Regions from separate parts of the Homo sapiens genome. Here region 1 is linked to region 2. The links are chromatin loops, found by intact Hi-C in ENCODE. Cell type or tissue: B cell. All regions are shown on one strand. Each heading gives the region's core, and the rest is flanking DNA. Links, peaks and the distances in the headings are about the cores only.

Region 1 (9,557 bases), core at 2,482-7,481, 940 kb after region 2:
GGGGAGTTTATTCAGGAGCATTGACTCACTTGATCACAAGATGAGGCCCCACAATAGGCTGCCTGCAAGCTAAAGAGCAAGAAAGCCAGTCCTAGTCCCAAAACTGAAGCACCTGGAGTCTGATGTTTGAGGGCAGGAAGCATCCAGCATGGGAGAAAGATGGAGGCCAGAAGACTCAGCAAGCCTAGTCTCCCCACATTCTTCTGCCTGCTTTTATTCCAGCCATGCTGGCAGCTGAGTAGATTGTGCCCACCCAGATTAAGAGTGGGTCTGCCTTTCCCAGTCCACTGACTCAAATGTTGATCTCCTTTGACAACACCCTCACAGACACACCCAGGAATAATACTTTCCATCCTTCAATCCAGTCAAGTTGACATTCAATATTAACCATCACGAGAAGGAAGATTTTTTCCCCTCACATTAGAAATCCAAGGAGGGGGGAGAGCAAATAGAGCACAATATTCAATATTTCACCAATCCAAAATCTTTTCCGCACATATACTGTGTGTGTGTGTGTGTGTGTGTGTGTGTGTGTGTGTGTGTGTGTGTATTCTGCATGCCTTTTTCTTTTGTTTTGTTTTTTTGTTTGTTTTCTGAAACAGGATCTCACTCTGTCACCCAAGCTGGAGTACAGTGGTGCAATCATAGCTTATTGCAGCCTCTAACTCCTAGGCTCAAGTGATTCTTAGAACATCTTAGAAGATCTAATCGCTGATGACCATTGTAATTTTCTGAGAGTGGGTTTTACTTTTCAATGTTTGCTCCATTTATCTGACTGTGGCACTCCCATTTTTTAAACGGAGGATCTTGTGGTTGTGATGTTTTGTGGCATATACTTGAGAAAGACCATTCTGATCAAAGAGAACCAGGCACGTGCGAGTATGGGTGGGAAAGGTGGGAATGTGCATGAAATAGTAAGAGGAAAGGCAAAGCCAGAGAGGAAGGGAAAGCTAGAGGGAAAAAAATCAGCAATATTCCTACTCTTCCATCAGGCCATATAGGTTCCAATACTCTCTCTGCCATGAACTAACCACGTTAACTCGGATTGGTGACTTCACCTCTCTGGGCCTCAGCTTCCTCATGTATAAAATGTGGATAATAATAATGCCTGTCTTGTAGAGTTGTTAGGACTGAATATGGCAATACGACATAGAGCACGTAAGACAGTTCCTGGCACAATGTAATACTAGCATTGGCTGATGTTACAAGGCCAGAGCTGCCAGACTGGGAAGGGTCTTCCAGTTAGACAGAGGTGCTATGGGAAAAGGCAAGTTTTCCTAGAGGTGGTTTATTTGTGTATTTTTTCATTACAAAATATGTCATGCAAAGTAAAGAATACTTATGTATGCAGGTGTTTGTGTGTAGTCAGATGCAAGATTTGCAGGATAATAATAAAATGAATCCTTAGGGACCTATTACCCAGCTTAGGCAACTGAACATCACCAAAGAAGTAAACCCTTGCAGTCCCCTCCCTGGTCTCTGTCCCTCCCATCCCCTCAAAGGAAACCACTCAGTCTGATTTAGACACTCATCATTCTCTTGTTTATTTTGATAGTTTAACTGCATTTGTCTGTTCCCCACAGACACTGTTTAGTTCACCTATTTCCAAACCTTATATAAATAGGATCTTACTGTGCATATTTTTCCATGACTTTCCTTCTTCATTCAACTTTGTGTTCTAGAGATTCACCCACAGTGAGGTGTTGGCTCTGGTTCATTCATCTCCATTGTTCTCTAGCACCACTAGAGAACATATCATCTCCATTGTTCTCTAGCACCACTAGAGAACATATCTCATACTTTTTCATCTGATTAACGAAACTTTGGATTGATTTCCATATTTCTGCTCTAATAAAAATGCTGCCAGGATGTTCTTATGTGTGTTGTCTGTTGAGAACGTGCAAGGGCTTCTGGATGGCAGGGCGCCTCCAGCTTTCCTAGGTTCTCTGAAATTGTTTTCTGAAATGATCTAATGGACTCACTGTCCCCCTAGTTGTGTACACATGTTCCCTTTATTCATATTTCTTACTCTGGAAACTTCCAAAGGACTGACCAGATAAAAGCTAGGTTTAGGGAAGATCCATTAGGTGAGGGGAGGGGGGGTTAGAGGGGAGAAGCCCCTTACCAGGTAAGATGGACAAGAGGCCAGAGGACATCAACAGGTGCATCCCTACAGAGACCCGAGGGCCTAGCAAGACACGGCCTCCTTTTTGGGCAGAATTCCTACAGTTTCTCTTTTGTGTATGAGTTGGTATCCACCAATAGAATCCACAATCTTTGGAATGCACCCAACAGGATGCATGGCTTGCAAAAAAGCAAAGAGTTACATACTTGAAAATTCTAATGTATTTCCCTGTGTCTGGTAAAAGGATCTGGCCCCAGGAAAAGTACTGTGCATCTTCAAATCTAACCCTCTTTGTCTGTAAATTGGACATCATTATCTGCCTCCACAGAACTGTTGTGTGGCTTGGCAGATCATTAATGGTAATGGGTCCTTGGTCCCTGTAAAACCAGATGTAAATGCTGAGTGCTGCTTATAGTAGGAACAGGTTACGCATATAGTAGGGTGGAAGCACAATCCAACAGGACTAGCCTAAATGTTACTTTTCAGAGACAACTTGAATCTCACTAAATTTTAAACAGGTTAGTTTCGTATCAACAGGACTTTTCCCAAGCCATCAGTTTCCTTTGCCTCCTACACAACCAAGCAGGACTGCCCCAGGGGAGGAAGGCAGAAATCATGGACAAGTTTCCTGAGAGGCCACATCCGCCTGTTCAGGCCTTGCCACCTCACTGCATGAAGGGACACGGCCTCATGTGCATCAGCTGTCATATCTTGGGTTTCTTGGTATTCAAGAAATGCTTTCTTTTCTTTTCTTTCATTTTATTTATTGATTAATTGATTGATACAGTGTCTCTCTCTGTCACCCAGGCTGGAGTGTAGTGGCGCAATCTCAGCTCACTGTAGCCACTACCTTCCAGGATGAAGCCATCCTCCCACCCCAGCCTCCCAAGTAGCTGGGACTACAGACCCATGACATCACTCCTGGCTAATTCATAGAGATGGGGTGTCCTATATTGCCCAAGCTGGTCTTGAACTCCTGGGCTCAAGCAATCTGCCTACTTCAGCCTCCCAAAATGTTGGGATTAAAGATGTGAGCCACCATGCCTGGTGTAAGAAATGGATCTACCAAGTTCAGGCTATTTTGTAATAATTTTCATTGTGTATGTGTGGTTTTTGGTTTTGCTTTTTGCTTTTTGGGTTTGTTTTTTTTTTTTTTTGAGTCAGAGTCTTGCTCTGTTGCCCAGGCTGGAGTCCAGTGACACAATCATAACTCACTGCAACCTCAAACTCCTGGGCTCAAGCAATTCTCCCACCTCAGCCTCCCAAGTAGCTAGGACTACAAGTGTGCACCACCATGCCCAGCTAATTTTTAAATTTTTTTGTAGAAGTTGAGGGGTGGGGGGTTGGGGGGGGGCTCTCACTGTGTTGCTCAGGCTCGTCTTGAACTTCTGGCCTCAAGCAATCCTCCTGCCTTAGCCTCCTGAAGCCCTGAGATAACAAGCATGAGCCACCACACCTGGCTAATTTTTAGTTGTTTAGACTGTCTTGTCCTCAAGGCAACAATCTATTGCAGCTGATTCACGAGGCTCACACCTTTGTAAGTTTTGTGATAATAACTGAGGGCCAGGTTGCAGCCTGAGGCTTCTTGGGTCTGGCTTCCTGTCCTTTCCACAGGTCCTAGGTGCCTCTCCCACCATGCACAAGGCCCTGATCCAGTCCTAGGACAGTTGGCTAAAGAGCCTGTCAGCTAATGCTCAGCCTTTTCCAGCTGTTTACCCCATTTTTCTCATGTGTTGACTAACACTTCCTGCCCCCAAAACCTGTCAGCTCCAAGATGTACTCCACAATCGTTCTGTCTCCCATCTGTCCATCTGGGGCCCAGGGGACACAGCAAGAGTCTCAAAAGGCCCATTTGCATCTCACCCACATCAGTAGAGCAAAAAGGGGGCATTGCTGTAATAAAGAAATAATTGAAGGTAGAAAGTGCTAAAGCAAAAGGGGAAAGGAAGATTATCCAAATGCAACTAAATATAGATTCTACTGTGGGTCATGTTGCTGAGGTGCAGACATTTACAGCAGGTGTTCAGTTTTGCTTAACGCAAGACTCTTTGCAATCATTTTTAAGTAGTACAGTGAAAGGGCCCTTAGGGAAAGAGCTCCCCTTGTTCTCACTTTGCAGATGTAGAGGCCTGAGAAGCAGGGAGGTGAAGTAGTTCACCCACGATCCCACAGCTGCTAAGTGCCAGGGCTAGGACTCCATCCCAGGGCTTGGGACAGTCAAACAGGGCCTCTTTCAACAAGCCCGTATTGTCTCTCAGCAAAGATCTATAAAAAGCTGGATGATAATAAAATAAGCTTATGCAACACTTTTGCCTAATGCAAATTAAGAAATTGATTTCAGGAACAGAAACTTGGGTAGGGTTTGCCCACATACAAACAACACTAAAGAGAAAGTTGACTACTTAAAATAGAAGACACTGTTCTCTCATGTGACTGAAAGGATTATTTCTATTCTGAAAAACTGAGAGGTTGCCTGTCATAAAGTCGTGTCCTCAAATTCAGAAACTTTAAAGTTTAATGCGGCCCAACGCATTGACTCACACCTGTAATTCCAACACTGGGAGTCCAAGGTGGGAGCTTGAGCCCAGAAGTTCGAGACCAGCCTAGGCAACATGGCAAGACACCGTCTCTACAAAAAAAATTTTTTTTAATTAGCTAGGCGTGGTGGCACATGCCTGTAGCCCAAGCTACTTGGGAGGCTAAGGCAGGAGGACCCCTTGAGCCCAAAAAGTCAAGGTTGCAGTAAGCCATGATCACACCACTGCAACCCAGCATGGGTGACAGAGTGAGACCCTGTCTCAAAAATTAAAGTTTAAAAATAAAGTTTTTTAAATAAAAAAAAAAAGTCTGGCCAGGAGCGGTGGCTCACACGTATAATCCTAGCACTTTGCGAGGCCGTGGTGGATGGATCACTTGAGCTTAGGAGTTCAAGACTAGCCTGAGTAACATGGCGAGACCCCATCTCTACAAAAAAATACAAAAAAAATTAGCCAGGCATGGTGGCACACACCTGTAGTCCCAGCTACTCAGGAGGCTGAGTTGGGAGGATCTGACCTCTTGAGTCCTGGAGGTCTAGGCTGCAGTGAGCCAAGATTGCACCACTGCAGTCCAGCCTGGGTGACAAAGTGAGACCCTGTATCAAAAAATATATATACATATATATATAAATGTTTAAAAGCCTAATGTAAGTGTCTCCAGTATACTGTAAGTAAAGTGACTTGTGTTTGTGAATTTAATCACTTGCAAAACACATAGTCATTCTCTCACTTGTCTTTACAATAACTCTGTGAGGAGCTGAGCATCAATCAGTGTCATCATTATCTCCATTCCACAAATAAGGAGATGGCGGCTCAGAGAAACTAAATGAATTCTCAATATCATGCAGCTGAACCTTGAACCTCAGGCTGCTGAATTCTTTTTATAAGGTATGGTAGAAGGGAATTCAAGCTCGAAGTCAGGAAGACGGATATGAGTCCTGACTTGGCCACTTACTTGGTCTCTGTCATTGAACAACTTATTTACCGCACAGAGCCTCAGCTGATGCATCTGTAAAATAGGGAGAATCACACCTGTGTGGTAGCTTTTATGAGTATTCAATGAAGCAATGTATGAAAAGCATCAAGGTCAGTGCCTGGCACAAACCAGGTTCTCAGACAAGTAATCCTTGCTATTGCTGATATATACAGCTTCTATTATACTATTTTGCAGCTTTTCCAGCTAGTCACGGCACAATACATGACTTAAAGACACAAAAGGGAGACTTCCTTTCCTCTGATCTCACTCCCTGATTCACTGGCCTGGCTTCTTATAAAGAAAGGTCTTGGCCTGGTTTAAGCAGAAATTCATTTACCAAAAGAATTAGTTGATGAAGGCCAGGCGCGGTGGTTCACGCCTGTAATCCCAGCACTTTGTGAGGCCGAGGCAGGCAGATCATGAGGTCAGGAGATCGAGACCATCCTGGCTAACATGGTGAAACCCCGTCTCTACTAAAAATACAAAAAATTAGCTGGGCGTGGTGGCGGGCGCCTGTAGTCCCAGCTACTTCGGAGGCTGAGGCAGGAGAATGGCGTGAACCTGGGAGGCGGAGCTTGCAGTGAGCCGACGTGCGCCACTATACTCCAGCCTAGGTGACAGAGCGAGACTCCGTCTCAAAAAAAAAAAAAAAAAAAGAATTAGTTGATGAGGTCACCAGTAAATGTAAAGCATTTCATTTATTCACACAATAAATGTTAATAAAGAGTGTACTATAACCCAAGCTTTAGGGAGACCATGTAGCACTTGGTAGGCACAGTCCCAGGCCTCAGGGAGCTGAAGTGATGGGGAAGGCAAACATCAAGCAAGTCACTGGCACCACCAACGTGATTCAGACACGTCTGATCACCCCCGATCACCTGGCATTTTCAGGGCTTAGAATCAGTAAACAAATAGAAACTCCTTAGTTCCCTGCTTTCTCCACTTCTCTGCAAATCATCACCAATTAAGTGCGCATTCAATAAAAGCAGAGAAAAACATTAAGTCCTTAGTGATTCCCATCACTGCTGCCCACATTTCATTGCTGAGAACTAATCACATGACCATAACTGGGCATGAAGAGGGTTGAGAAAATAGCCCTTGACTGGGCTGTCACTTTCCATGCTAGGAAAGGGAGGATGCATTTTTGGTAGCCAAATGGCATATACTTGGGAAAGACCATTGTGACTTTTCTGCCACAGCCAGAAAGAAGGCCAAACATATCAGCAATCCTAACACCTAATGAAAAGAACACAGGAAAGATGGAAAAGACATCGAAAAAGGCATGCTAGGCCGGGCGCAGTGGCTCACACCTATAATCCCAGAACTTTGGGAGGCTGAGGCAGGTGGATGACCTGAGGTCAAGGGTTCGAGACCAGCCTGACCAACACGGCGAAACCCCATCTCTATTAAAAATACAAAAATTATGTAATCTCAGCTACTCGGGAGGCTGAGGCAGGACAATCGCTTGAACCTGGGAGACGGAGGTTGCAATGAGCTGAGATCGCACCATTGCACTCCAGCCCAGGTGACAGTGTGAGACTCCGTCTCAAAAAAAAAAAAAAAAAAAACACAAAAATTAGGCCAGACACGGTAGCTCACGCCTGTAATCCCAGCACTTTGGAAGGCCGGGGCGGGCGGATCACCTGAGGTAGGGAGTTCGAGACCAGCTTGACCAACGTGGAGAAACCCTGTCACTACTAAAAATACAAAATTAGCTGGGTGTGGTGGTGCATGCCTGTAATCTCAGCTACTTGGGAGGCTGAGGTAGGAGAATCGCTTGAACCCAGGAGGCAGAGGTTGCAGTGAGCCAAGATCATGCCATTGCACTCCAGCCTGGGCAACAAGAGCAAAGCTCTGTTTCAAAAAATAAATAAATAAATACAAAAATACAAAAATCAGTCAGGCATGCTGGTGCAGGCCTGTGGTCGCAGCTACTCAGGAGGCTGAGGTGGAAGGACCACTTGGGCCTGGGAGGCAGGGAGGTTGCAGTTAACCAAGATTGTGCCACTGCACTCCAGCCTGGATGACAGACAGGCTGCACTCCAGCCTGGATGACACTGCACTCCAGCCTGGATGACAAAAAAAGAAAATAAAAGAAAAAGGCATGCCAGGTATATATTAATAGTAGTCATCTCACACAAAATAAAATTCAAAATGAAAAGCATTAAAAGAATATATCATAATTATAACATTATAATCCACAAAAATATGAATCATAAACATTTATGTACCTACAACCTTGGCCTCAAAATCTGTAAGTAAGACAAGCCCTGATAGAAATGCAAGGAATCACTGGTAAGTCCCCATCATGGGTGGCTTTAAATACATTTCTCAAAAACAGGCTGATCAACTACTACCCAAATGAATATGTCTTAAGAAGTCCTGGCTGACAAAACTAACATTTATAACTTCATAGGCATATGGAGAGAAACAAGTTTTTATCCAACAGACATTACACATTTTTTTCCAACTCTCATGAGACATTCTCTGAATGTATTAAACCACAAAGAAAATCACAACAAATCCCCAATAGTAAAACTGTGACAGCATACATTCATGAACTATAATGGAATAAAATTAGAAAATAATAAAAGATGGATAACAAACAAAAATCTATCCTCTTGGATATTTTAAAACATTCCACTAAATAAGTCTTAGGTTTGACAGGAAATAAGCACAGAAATTACAAGCCATTTAGAACTGAATCACAGTAAGAGCTGTCCATGGATATCAAGGCCCTTGGGACACGCTAAGACAGCACTCACAGGGAAAATACATAGCCTTATGTGCATGTGACAGAAAATAAGAAATGTTGAAAATAAATGAATCAACCAAGATTTCAACTCAAGAAGCTTGGCAGGGGATGGAGAGAGACAAAATAAACCTGAAGAAAGTTGAAGGAATGAATTAAGAAAGATAAGAGTAGAAATTAATAAAAATAGAAAATAAAGAGGTGATAGCATGTGGTGACTGGTTTTTCAGATGCTGGCAAGGTTGCAGAGAAAAGGAAACACTTATACACTGTTGGTGGGAGTGTAAATTAGTTCAACCATTGTGGAAAACAGTGTGGCGATTTCTCAAAGACCTAAAAGCAGAAATACCAATTGACCCAGCAATCCCATTACTGGGTATATGCCCAAAGGAATATAAATTGTTCTATTATAAAGACACATGCATGTGTATGTTCATTGCAGCACTATTCACAATAGCAAAGGCACGGTATCAACCTAAATGCCCATCAATGATACACTGGAAAAAGAAAATGTGGTACATATACACATGGAATACTATGCAGCCATAAAAAAAGAATGAGATCATATTTTTTGCAGGAACATGGATGGAGCTAGAGGCCAATATCCTTAGCAAACTAACACAGAAACAGAAAACCAAAACCGCATGTTTTCGTTTTTAAGTGAGAGCTAAATGATGAGAACACATGGACACATAGAGGGGAACAATACACACGGGGTCCTATCAGGGGCTGGAGATGAGGATCAGGAAAAATAACTAATAGGTACTAGGCTTAATACCTGGGTGATGAAATAATCTGTACAACAAACCCCCATGACACAAGTTTACCTATATAACAAACCTGCATATGTACCCCTGAACTTAAAATAAAAGTTAAAAAATAAAAATTAACTTGTTTTTTGAGAGAAGTAATAGAAAGGCAAAACTTTGGCTTATCTTTCAAGAAAAAATCACAAGTCAAAAACTAAGAATGTTTATCTTCATGGCAAGCATTTTGAAAAGTACTGGATGAAGAGACTAATATCCTAGAAAAATATTAATTACAAAGATTCATTCAAGGAAAATTAGGAATGTTAAATAGAATCATTACTATCAAGGAACTTAAAGAGATACTCAAAGATCTATCCCTAAAACAGACACTGAGTCCAGAGGGCTTTTCAGGTAGATT
Region 2 (9,557 bases), core at 1,907-6,906:
ATTCACCTAGAGTTTTGTACCCAACCACAAATGAAGATGTAAAGACTTTTCAGACATTCGAAGGTTGAAAAAATATGAGCTAATTATAATGACTAGCAGTTTAATATTGTAGTATTACCTTTCTTAGTATCCAATACCAACATTTTCAAAACTTTTGAGATTATAAAGTCTGAATCAGTGAAATTTTGAAAGAAGCATACAAAGTGAAAGAAGCAATAAAGAGTGGAATGGGCTAGTGCAATTGTTTAGCCTTGTTAGAGTATCAAAAGGAAGTATAGTTTTAAAAATTGTGCATGATTTTTACTGGTGACAATTAAAATTTGCTTTGAGTGTTTTAATGGTTGTTAATAAGAATTTGTATTTTATCTTTTTCCAGCTTAAATAGAGTTTATAAATATAAGCCATTGCTGATCAGTAGTGTTACGTATGTGAGCACATGCATTCACATTGGGTTGCATTTCATAGCTACTGAACCAAATGATGAATGATTTGGCACTTGGAGAAAATAAATTTGGCATTTGGAGAGATATATAAATTCTTCTTGGTTGGATACTCATTACTTCCTCAGTTCAGAATGAAAAAATTTTAGACCCTTGAAATTCCTGGATAATTCTGGGCCAACTGAGTCAGTGAAAAGAAAAAAATTAAAAAAAAACTTTATTGTCTCAAAACATTAAATATTTCTATATGTTAAATGTACTTATTAAAATTTTGTGTTTCTATTTCATTATAGTCTTATTTAACTTTTTATATATAAAGGTGTGTTTACTTATATAACTAGCTCTTAGCAATAAATATTTATTATGAGTTATGTTTCATTCTGTTCACTAGTGGACCATAGGATTGCTGTAATCTCTTGAATGTGTTGCTGAAATATAGATAAACAAAATCATTTAATATCCTGTGGACCATGTGTGAACTATAAGTAGAATGAATCTTCTTTTTTCAATTTTTTTTTTTTTTGAGACAGAGTCTCACTTTGTTGCCCAGGCTGGAGTGCAGTGGCATGATCTTGGCTCACTGTAACCTCAGCCTCCTGGGTTCAGGTGATTCTCCTGCCTCAGCATCCCGAGTAGCTGAAATTATGGGTGTGCACCACCATGCCCAGCTGATTTTTGTATCTCTTTATTAGAGACAGGTTTCACCTTACTGGCCAGGCTGGTCTCGAACTCCTGACATCAAGTGATCCACCTGCCTCAGCTCCCCAAAATGCTGGGGTTACAGGCGTGAGCCACCGTGCCCGGCCTCTTTTTGTTTTTATTTTTAAATTCCAGAATCTTATAATTAAATAAATTTCTAGCTGGTTGTACCTTAGTGCTCATTAGTTGTCTTTCCTTGGTTAGCATTGGGAATATATCTTTGGCCTATCTTGTTCCCAGTTTTATCAATTCTCTTAGAGAATGGAGTAGAAAGTACAGTTTTCAGATTTTTAGTTGTGGCAAAGTGACGTAGGATTGATGAGAGCTGGGTTGAATAATTATGTTGGATGACACAATTGAGATCCAGCTTTTTGAAACTCAGATAATGGGTTAGAACCCACAAAAGGAAAATGCACTTCCCCTTGCACCGGATTGAGTGTTTGTGTATTCCTGAACCAAAAATGACTGTTGAGATATCATGTGCTGTTTGCATCAGGTAGATCATTGGCAGAAGAAGGTAGAAATTTCTGTGATTTCCATAGTATCACAAACTGTTTGGTGGCTACCAAATGAGGAAGAGTTGGAATAGGTACCGTATTGATGGTCTTACCAACCACTGCATATCCTCAAACCTGATCTTTCCTTCAGTCTCCCTTATGTCAATGGATTGCACTCCATCTACCAAGTTGTTTCAAACAACTTAAGAATCATCCTCAACACCTCTTCCCCTCACATTTCACACATTCTCTCTATTACCAAGTCTAGTCAATTCCTCCTCTTAATTTCCTTGAGATTCCATGCAACTGCCTGCATTTAGCTGGCTCTGTTTCAATCAAGACACTGTTGTCTCTTTCATGGATCATTACAATTCCCTCCTTAACTGGTCCCTCTGCTTCTACTTACCACGCCTACACCCCAGTCTTTTAAAAAACATGGTTTAGATCTTATTAATCCCCTGCCTAATACTCTTCAGTGATTGGCCACTGAAGTTAAAATCTAAACTCTAAGATGACCTACAATAAAATCGAGTTTCTGCTTCCCTCTTCAACCTGTTACCACTTTACCTCTTGGTTTCTATGTTCTAACCTCATTGGCCGCCTTTCAGTTCTGAATGTACCAAATTCTTTCTGGCGTCAGGGTCTTTACATATGCTGTTCCGTCTGCTCAAATGTATTTTTTTAAAATAATAAGCTTTTTAAATTATAATACATGTAGAAAAGTATATAAATCTTAAACATACAGCTTGATATATTATTATAGAATGAACATACCCTTATTACCACAACTGGGTTGAGAAATAGAATATTATTACTAGCATACCAGAGAGCTTTCCAGAGAATAATCCCCTCATGCTCCTTCCCAGTTATCTTTATTATGATCTGCAAAGATAATCACTATTCAGACCTCTTACATCATGGAATAGTTTTAAGTGTTTTTCAGCTTAACATAAATGGAGTCATTCTCTGTGTATTCTTTGGTATCTAGCTCCTTTCACTCAATGAAATCATCCATGTTGACATATGGGAAATCATCCATGTTGACATATGGGAAATCATCCATGTTGATATATGGGAAATCATCCATGTTGATATATGGGAAATCATCCATGTTGATATATGGGAAATCATCCATGTTGATATATGGGAAATCATCCATGTTGACATATGGGAAATCATCCATGTTGACATATGGGAAATCATCCATGTTGACATATGGGAAATCATCCATGTTGACATATGGGAAATCATCTATGTTGATATATGGGAAATCATCCATGTTGATATATGGGAAATCATCCATGTTGACATATGGGAAATCATCCATGTTGACATATGGGAAATCATCCATGTTGACATATGGGAAATCATCCATGTTGACATATGGGAAATCATCCATGTTGACATATGGGAAATCATCCATGTTGATATATGGGAAATCATCCATGTTGACATATGGGAAATCATCCATGTTGACATGGGAAATCATCCATGTTGATATATGGGAAATCATCCATGTTGACATATGGGAAATCATCCATGTTGATATATGGGAAATCATCCATGTTGACATATGGGAAATCATCCATGTTGACATATGGGAAATCATCCATGTTGATATATGGGAAATCATCCATGTTGACATATGGGAAATCATCCATGTTGACATATGGGAAATCATCCATGTTGTAGCAAGTGGCAGTAGTTTACTCATATTTGTTGCAGTGTAGTCCATTTTATGAATATTAAAATATTTAGCTGTTTTGTTGACATTTGCTTTATTTCCAATTTTGCTATTATAAATGACACAAGTATGAACATCCTTGTACATGTTTTTTGGTACATATATGTACACATTTCTGTTGGCTGTATTCTTAGGAATGGAATTGCTGGATCACAGTATATACGTATGTCGCCTGAAACATTTTTATCTCCACCGTTTATTTGGCTAGCCTTCCTGTCTCACTATAAAGGTCACTTCCTCAGTGAGGTTTATTCTAATCATTGTCCTCCTCCAACAAACAATTTAAAATTAGGTTCTCCCATTGTAATCTGTTAGAACTCCATTATAGTACTTACTATAATTTATAATTTTGCATTTGTATGGTTATATAATTCCTGTCTTCCTAATCTGATTCCTAAGAAGGTGTCACGGTACTGACTGTTTTTATTCCTAGAACCTTGCCAGGGGCCTGGTGCATGGTAGGCATTCAATAAATACTTCTTGCGTGAATGAAAGTTTTTTTTTTTTCCTTAAATGTCACCAAGATTGGAATGTGAAGTTTAAATAGGACATTAATTTAGATAGTTTAATATCTTTCAGCTGGAATTTTAATTACTTTTGTAAGAGAAACCTTTTCCTTTTAAAATAATTTTTCTCTTTATATATGATGAAATGGAAAGAAGCTTTACTGCCAGCTAGTTATGTGATCTTGGATGAATGATCTAATCTCTACTCTTTTTCTTCTGAAAATGAGAAGCTTGGATTACATGATCTCTAGGATCCTCATACAGGAGGTTCTCTGGTTCTATACCAAAGTGCTGTCTGCATGCAAATAAGCTCACCACAAACTGCAGTGCATGCAACCACAGGCAAATTGTGGTTCTAGAGAGATCATTCTAACATGCAGTCTTATTTTTACATTGTTATTGACCTTCTTTAGCTTAGTCTTCTGTATCAGCTGGGGAAGAACAGTGTATTCTCAGACTGCAAGGTTTGACCCACAGCAGAATGTTGACATTGGATAGTAGGCCCTTCATTTGGATGGCTTTATTATTTAGCTTAAATTATTATAATCCATCAGAAGTTGGAGAAATTTACATTTAAATTTAATCCTGAAAATACTTTTAAAGTAAAATGAAAGTGACATTTAAGTTACCTATTGCTCTTGGATAAGAAGTTAATTTTGTTTCTTTTCTGTTCAGATGTGGAGTTAGCAATGCAGGTGTGATTATCATGCGACAACTATGTTATGTTTAACAAGCCTCTCTTTTAGAGCCACAACTCATGAAAATCAAGAAATAGGTATATGATTATGTCTTCATCTGAATTTTTATATTTGATCCTAATACTTCATTATTTGCCTTAAATTCTAATTTGAGAAACGAGGTTGTAATACAACAATGCTGAATAATGCCAGTTATGTCACATGACATAGTATTATAAGTCATTGCTGGGCGCGGTGGCTCACACCTGTAATCCCAGCACTCTGGGAGGCTGAGGTGGGCAGATCATGAGGTCAAGAGATCGAGACCATCCTGGCCAACATGGTGAAACCCGTTTCTACTAAAAATACAAAAATTAGCTGGGCATGGTGGCGCGCGCCTGTAGTCCCAGCTACTCTGGAGGCTGAGGCAGAAGAATCGCTTGAACACAGGAGGTGGAGGTTGCAGTGAGCCAAGATCACACCACTGCACTCCAGCCTGGCGACAGAACGAGACTCCATCTCAAAAAAAAAAAAAAGTAAGTCACTCCAGAAAAAAGAAAAAGGTGGAGGATGTCAAATAATATGATAGAGCACAATTGATATGTTAAATTTTGATAGAGAACAATTGATATATTTATACTCTGAGTGTTTTCTGTAGTCTATAAATAGACCACCTCTACCGTTTCTATTTTTGTCACCTTCCAGTAGCTTAACGAGGAAAAGTTGTAGGTTGGGGCTCCCTTCAGTCATGCATGAATTTGTTCAGTTAAAAGAAGTTTGAAAACATGCACAAAACTAAAATAAGGAAGGAGTTGAGTTATCTGAATTAAGTTGTAGGATATTACTACCTCATGGCTTTATATAGTTTTAAATATTTCCTAACTTCTGTGATAATGAGCAAAAACAAACTTATTATTTTCCAAGTATAGTTTCCATTTCAACAGTTAGAATATTAAAACTAAATTATTTAGGAAGAATATAAGGAAAACATTGATGGCAGGGTATAACAATATTTACCCTTCCTAAGGCCTCCATTCTGGAATTACTAAATCTTTTCCTTTCTTAATTTATTATATATTTACTATTTGATGAGTGTTTGAGAGCCTTGGGAAGTGTGGGCTATGGGGCCATTCTAAAGATTGTAGGACTTACAAGTCCCTTTGAAGTTTATAAAAGTCCAAATCAATCAGGTGCAATGGCTCACACTTATAATCCCAGCACTTTGGGAGGTTGAGGCGGGAGAATCGCTTGAGCCCAGGGGTTTCAGGTTACAGTGAGCTATGATCATGCCACTGCACTCAGGCTTGGGTGAGAGTGAGAGATCCTGTTTGGGAAAAAAAAAAAAGTTCAAATGTCTGTTAAACTTTTGGCTAATGCACTCCTGGTCTAGGGTAATTAGAGAAAAGTTCTTCTCTGATCCCTTAGAATTCCAGTAGCTTCTGGCTGTCTCAAGATAATTGGCCAGAGTTATCTCTCTCCTTTCTGAATTTATCCAATAGTTCAAAGAATGTAATAATTTTTTTAACATTTTATTTGGAGAAATAGTGTAACTGTTACATATGTCACCTAGCCTCCATAATATCAACTCATGGACACTTTTGTTTTTCTATATTTCTACCTACTATCTCTCCCTCCTTATTTATTTATTTATTTATGTTTTTATTTATTTATTTTGAGAAGGCATCTTGTTCTGTCACTCAGGCTGGAGTACAATGATGTAATCTCGGCTCACTGCAACCTCAACCTCCTGGGTTCGAGCTTTTATGCCTTAGCCTTCCAAGTAGCTGGGATTACAGGTGTCTGCAACCATGCCCGGCTAATTTTTGTATTTTTTGTAGTAGAGATGGGTTTTTTACCATGTTGGCCAGGCTAGTCTCAAACTCCTGACTTCAAGTGATCCTCCCACCTTGGCCTCCCAAAGTGCTGGGATTACAGGCATGAGCCACCACACCCCACCTGATTTCCATTTCTTTCACATGAAACACATGGCAGTGAGAATTCTGTCAATACTCTTTAAGCATAACATAAGTACATGAGTTTAATAGGCAGTGTTTTTGGCTGGACACCATGGCTTACGCCTATAATCCCAGCACTTTGGGAAGCCAAGGTGGGAGGATCACCGGAGCTCAGGAGTTCAAGACCAGCCTAGCCAAAATGGTGAAACCCCATCTCTACTAAAAATACAAAAATTAGCTGGGCGTGTTGGTGGGCACCTGTAATCCCAGCTACTCGAGAGGCTGAGGCAGGAGAATTGCTTGAACCCAGGAGGCGAAGGTTACAGTGAGCCAAGATCGCGTCACTGCACTCTAGCCTAGGTGACAAGAGTGAGACTCTGTCTCAAAAAAAAAAAAACACTCCATAAAATCTCTTTCTTTTTTTTTTTTTTTTTTTTTTTTGAGACAGAGTCTTGCTGTGTCGCCCAGGGTGGAAAGGCGGTGGTGTGATCTTGGCTCACTACTACCTCCGCCTGCCGGCTTCAAGTGATTCTCCTGCCGTAGCCTCCTGACTAGCTGGGACTACAGTTGTGCGCCACCACGCCCTGCTAATTTTTGTATTTTTAGTAGAGACAGGGTTTCACCATGCTGGTTTCAAACTCCTGACCTCAGTGAGCCACCCACCTTGGGCCTCCCAAAGTGCTGGGATTATAGGTGTGAGCCACTGTGCCCAACCGGCAGTGTTTTTTCTTAAGTCAGTAAAAATTTTACTGTCTAAAAGCGTGTTGGATCCATGGGTGAATTGAAATATATTTCTAATACATAAGTAAGATTGGTTTTTATTTAGCTTTTTAATTGTTCTGTGATTAACAAGCCATTGAAAAATGAATCTTGTTAATTGTTAAAATCTTCTTATTGTCTTTATATGGCAAGTTTTGGTTATCCCTCACCTGTTACATATTGTTCCACCTTTATTTTTTATTTTTTAGAGGTGGGGTCTTGCTATCTTGCCTAGGATGGTGTTGAACTCTTGGGTTCAAGCAATCCACTTGCTTGGCCTCTTAAAGTGTTAGGATTACAGGCGTGAGCCACCACACCCAGCAAAATGATTCTTTTTGGGCCCACAAAGAAGTTTTTCTTTTCTAATAAAGAGCTGGTATCAAATGAAAAAAAAAAAAGGTACCTAAGAAAAGGTATGAATGAAAGATGGTGTTGAGTATGACATGGGAAAAATAGTCTTTTCCTTTAAAATAAGCTATAGAGGGAGTTAGGTACTATTTATTCCTGAGGTGTTATAGCAGAAACTTTAGAAGTTGGAATTTGCTTTAGCTTATGTGTTCAGCATGTGAACTAATGCGGTGCAGGCCGCCTTACCTCACCTGAACTGCTGTCGATCTTGATGGGCTCAGAATCACTCCGAAAGCAATTCTCTTCTGGGACATTCCTACCTACTTATGGTTAGAAATCAGTAACTTACAAAGAAAGGTTTGTTTTGCCTAGCATCTCGTTTGTTTAATAACCACCATGAATAGGAGGGGAAAAAAAATACCTCTTCACAAAAGGGAGTTTATTCCATTCGTTGAAAGTGCAGTGGATGCCTTGAAAGACTGCACTAGCAGGAAAGTGACCTGAACTTCCTCCCTAACACGGTATCTTCCGAACTTTCATTTCCGCTCATTCTTTCAGTTTGTTTCCTCTGAGCTCCCCACACACCCTGCCACTTCATAAACTTCAGTATTTTAAACCCTAGTTAGCAACCATTTAACAATGCCTATATTTCCCACCCCCACCTTACTACTCCCTGCCACAGGCATACACATTTGAAAGTTTCCAGACGTAACTGAGGAGTTGTTGAATGTGAATCTCAGTAATGAGGGCATTCAAATACTTTCAATGATAAAGTAAAATGTTTTACCTCTTTTTTGAGACGGAGTCTCACTGTGTCACCCAGGCTGGAGTGCGGTGGCACATCTTGGCTCACTGCAACCTCCGCCTCCCAGGCTCAAGCAGTTCTCCTGCCTCAGCCTCCCAAGTAGCTGGGATTACAGACATGCATCATCACGCCCACCTAATTTTTGTATTTTTAATAGAGACGGGGTTTCACCATGATGGCCAGGCTGGTTTCGATCTCCCAACCTCAGGTGATCCACTTTATATATTATTTTTAAATTAGCAAAACATGTTCTTTAATGCACAACCTTTCCATTTGTTTTTGTCTATTAGATGAACATTTAATCAGCAATTGCAGTGTTCCATTCAGAGTCTCTGTGTTAGGTTAGGTATTGTGTTGAGATATAAGGAAATGAGGCTAGGTGCAGTTGCTCATGCCTGTAATCCCAGTACTTTGCGAGGCCAAGGCAGGAGGATCACTTGAAGCCAGAAGTTTCAGACCAGCCTGGGCAACATAGAAAGACCCTGTCTCTACAAAAAATAAAAATTAACCAGGTATGGTGGCACGTACCTGTAGTCCTAATACTACTCAGTAGTAGTCCTGTAGTATTAGTGCCTGTAGTCCTAGCTACTCAGGAAGGAGGCTGAGGCAGGAGGATCACTTGAGCCCAGGAGCTTGAGGTTACAGTGAGTCATGATTGTGCCACTGTACTCCAGGGTGGGTGATAGAGTGAGATCCTGTCTCAAAAAAAAAAAAAAAAAAAAAGGAAAAAGAAATAAGACTTAGTTTCTGTTGTTACTAGTTTACATGTAACTATAGTATAAAATAGGAGAAAGATTTACCTCCAGCTAGAGTGATCAGGGAAAATCTTTGGGAAGGGAAGTGGTGTTTTAATTTGGAACTGAAGGATAGGTAATATTTGGAAACACAAAGATGATTAAAGGTTGGTCCAGATGAAACAACAGTATGAAAAAAGGGAGAAAGGGAAGAGAATGTGGAACATGTGGGCAACAAAATTATTCATTTTGGCTGAAGCATGGGATGCAAGGGAGATTATTAAGGGAAAAAGAATGATGGTGATGATTGTAAAATATTTCCAAGTGCTGTATTTTATCTAAAGATTATACATATTATTTTATGTAATGTTGTATATAGCCTTTCTTATTTTA

What was found. A loop is a pair of places that touch in the nucleus more often than their neighbours do. Peaks named below come from ENCODE experiments on the same cell type or tissue, not always from the same donor. Only the 100,000 strongest peaks of a DNase experiment are listed, where the experiment ranks them.
Region 1: it touches region 2 in a loop (9-fold over the local background); 1 of 110 quality-filtered maps calls a loop at or near these places.

Annotation. Positions count from the first base shown.
Region 1 is chr21:31,767,750-31,777,306 of GRCh38, reverse strand. No RefSeq gene overlaps it. Among named protein-coding and RNA genes, the nearest start is that of SCAF4, 40 kb to the right of the region's middle. RefSeq lists an enhancer at 4,194-4,483. In B cell, for the core only: no CTCF peak of the experiment used is centred there; a DNase peak (open chromatin) is centred at 4,486; H3K4me3 peaks cover 1,630 bases; H3K27ac peaks cover 3,457 bases.
Region 2 is chr21:32,706,880-32,716,436 of GRCh38, reverse strand. All of the region lies in intron 2 of SYNJ1 (synaptojanin 1), which reads left to right. Among named protein-coding and RNA genes, the nearest start is that of SYNJ1, 16 kb to the left of the region's middle. In B cell, for the core only: no CTCF peak of the experiment used is centred there; a DNase peak (open chromatin) is centred at 4,216; H3K4me3 peaks cover 640 bases; H3K27me3 peaks cover 1,730 bases.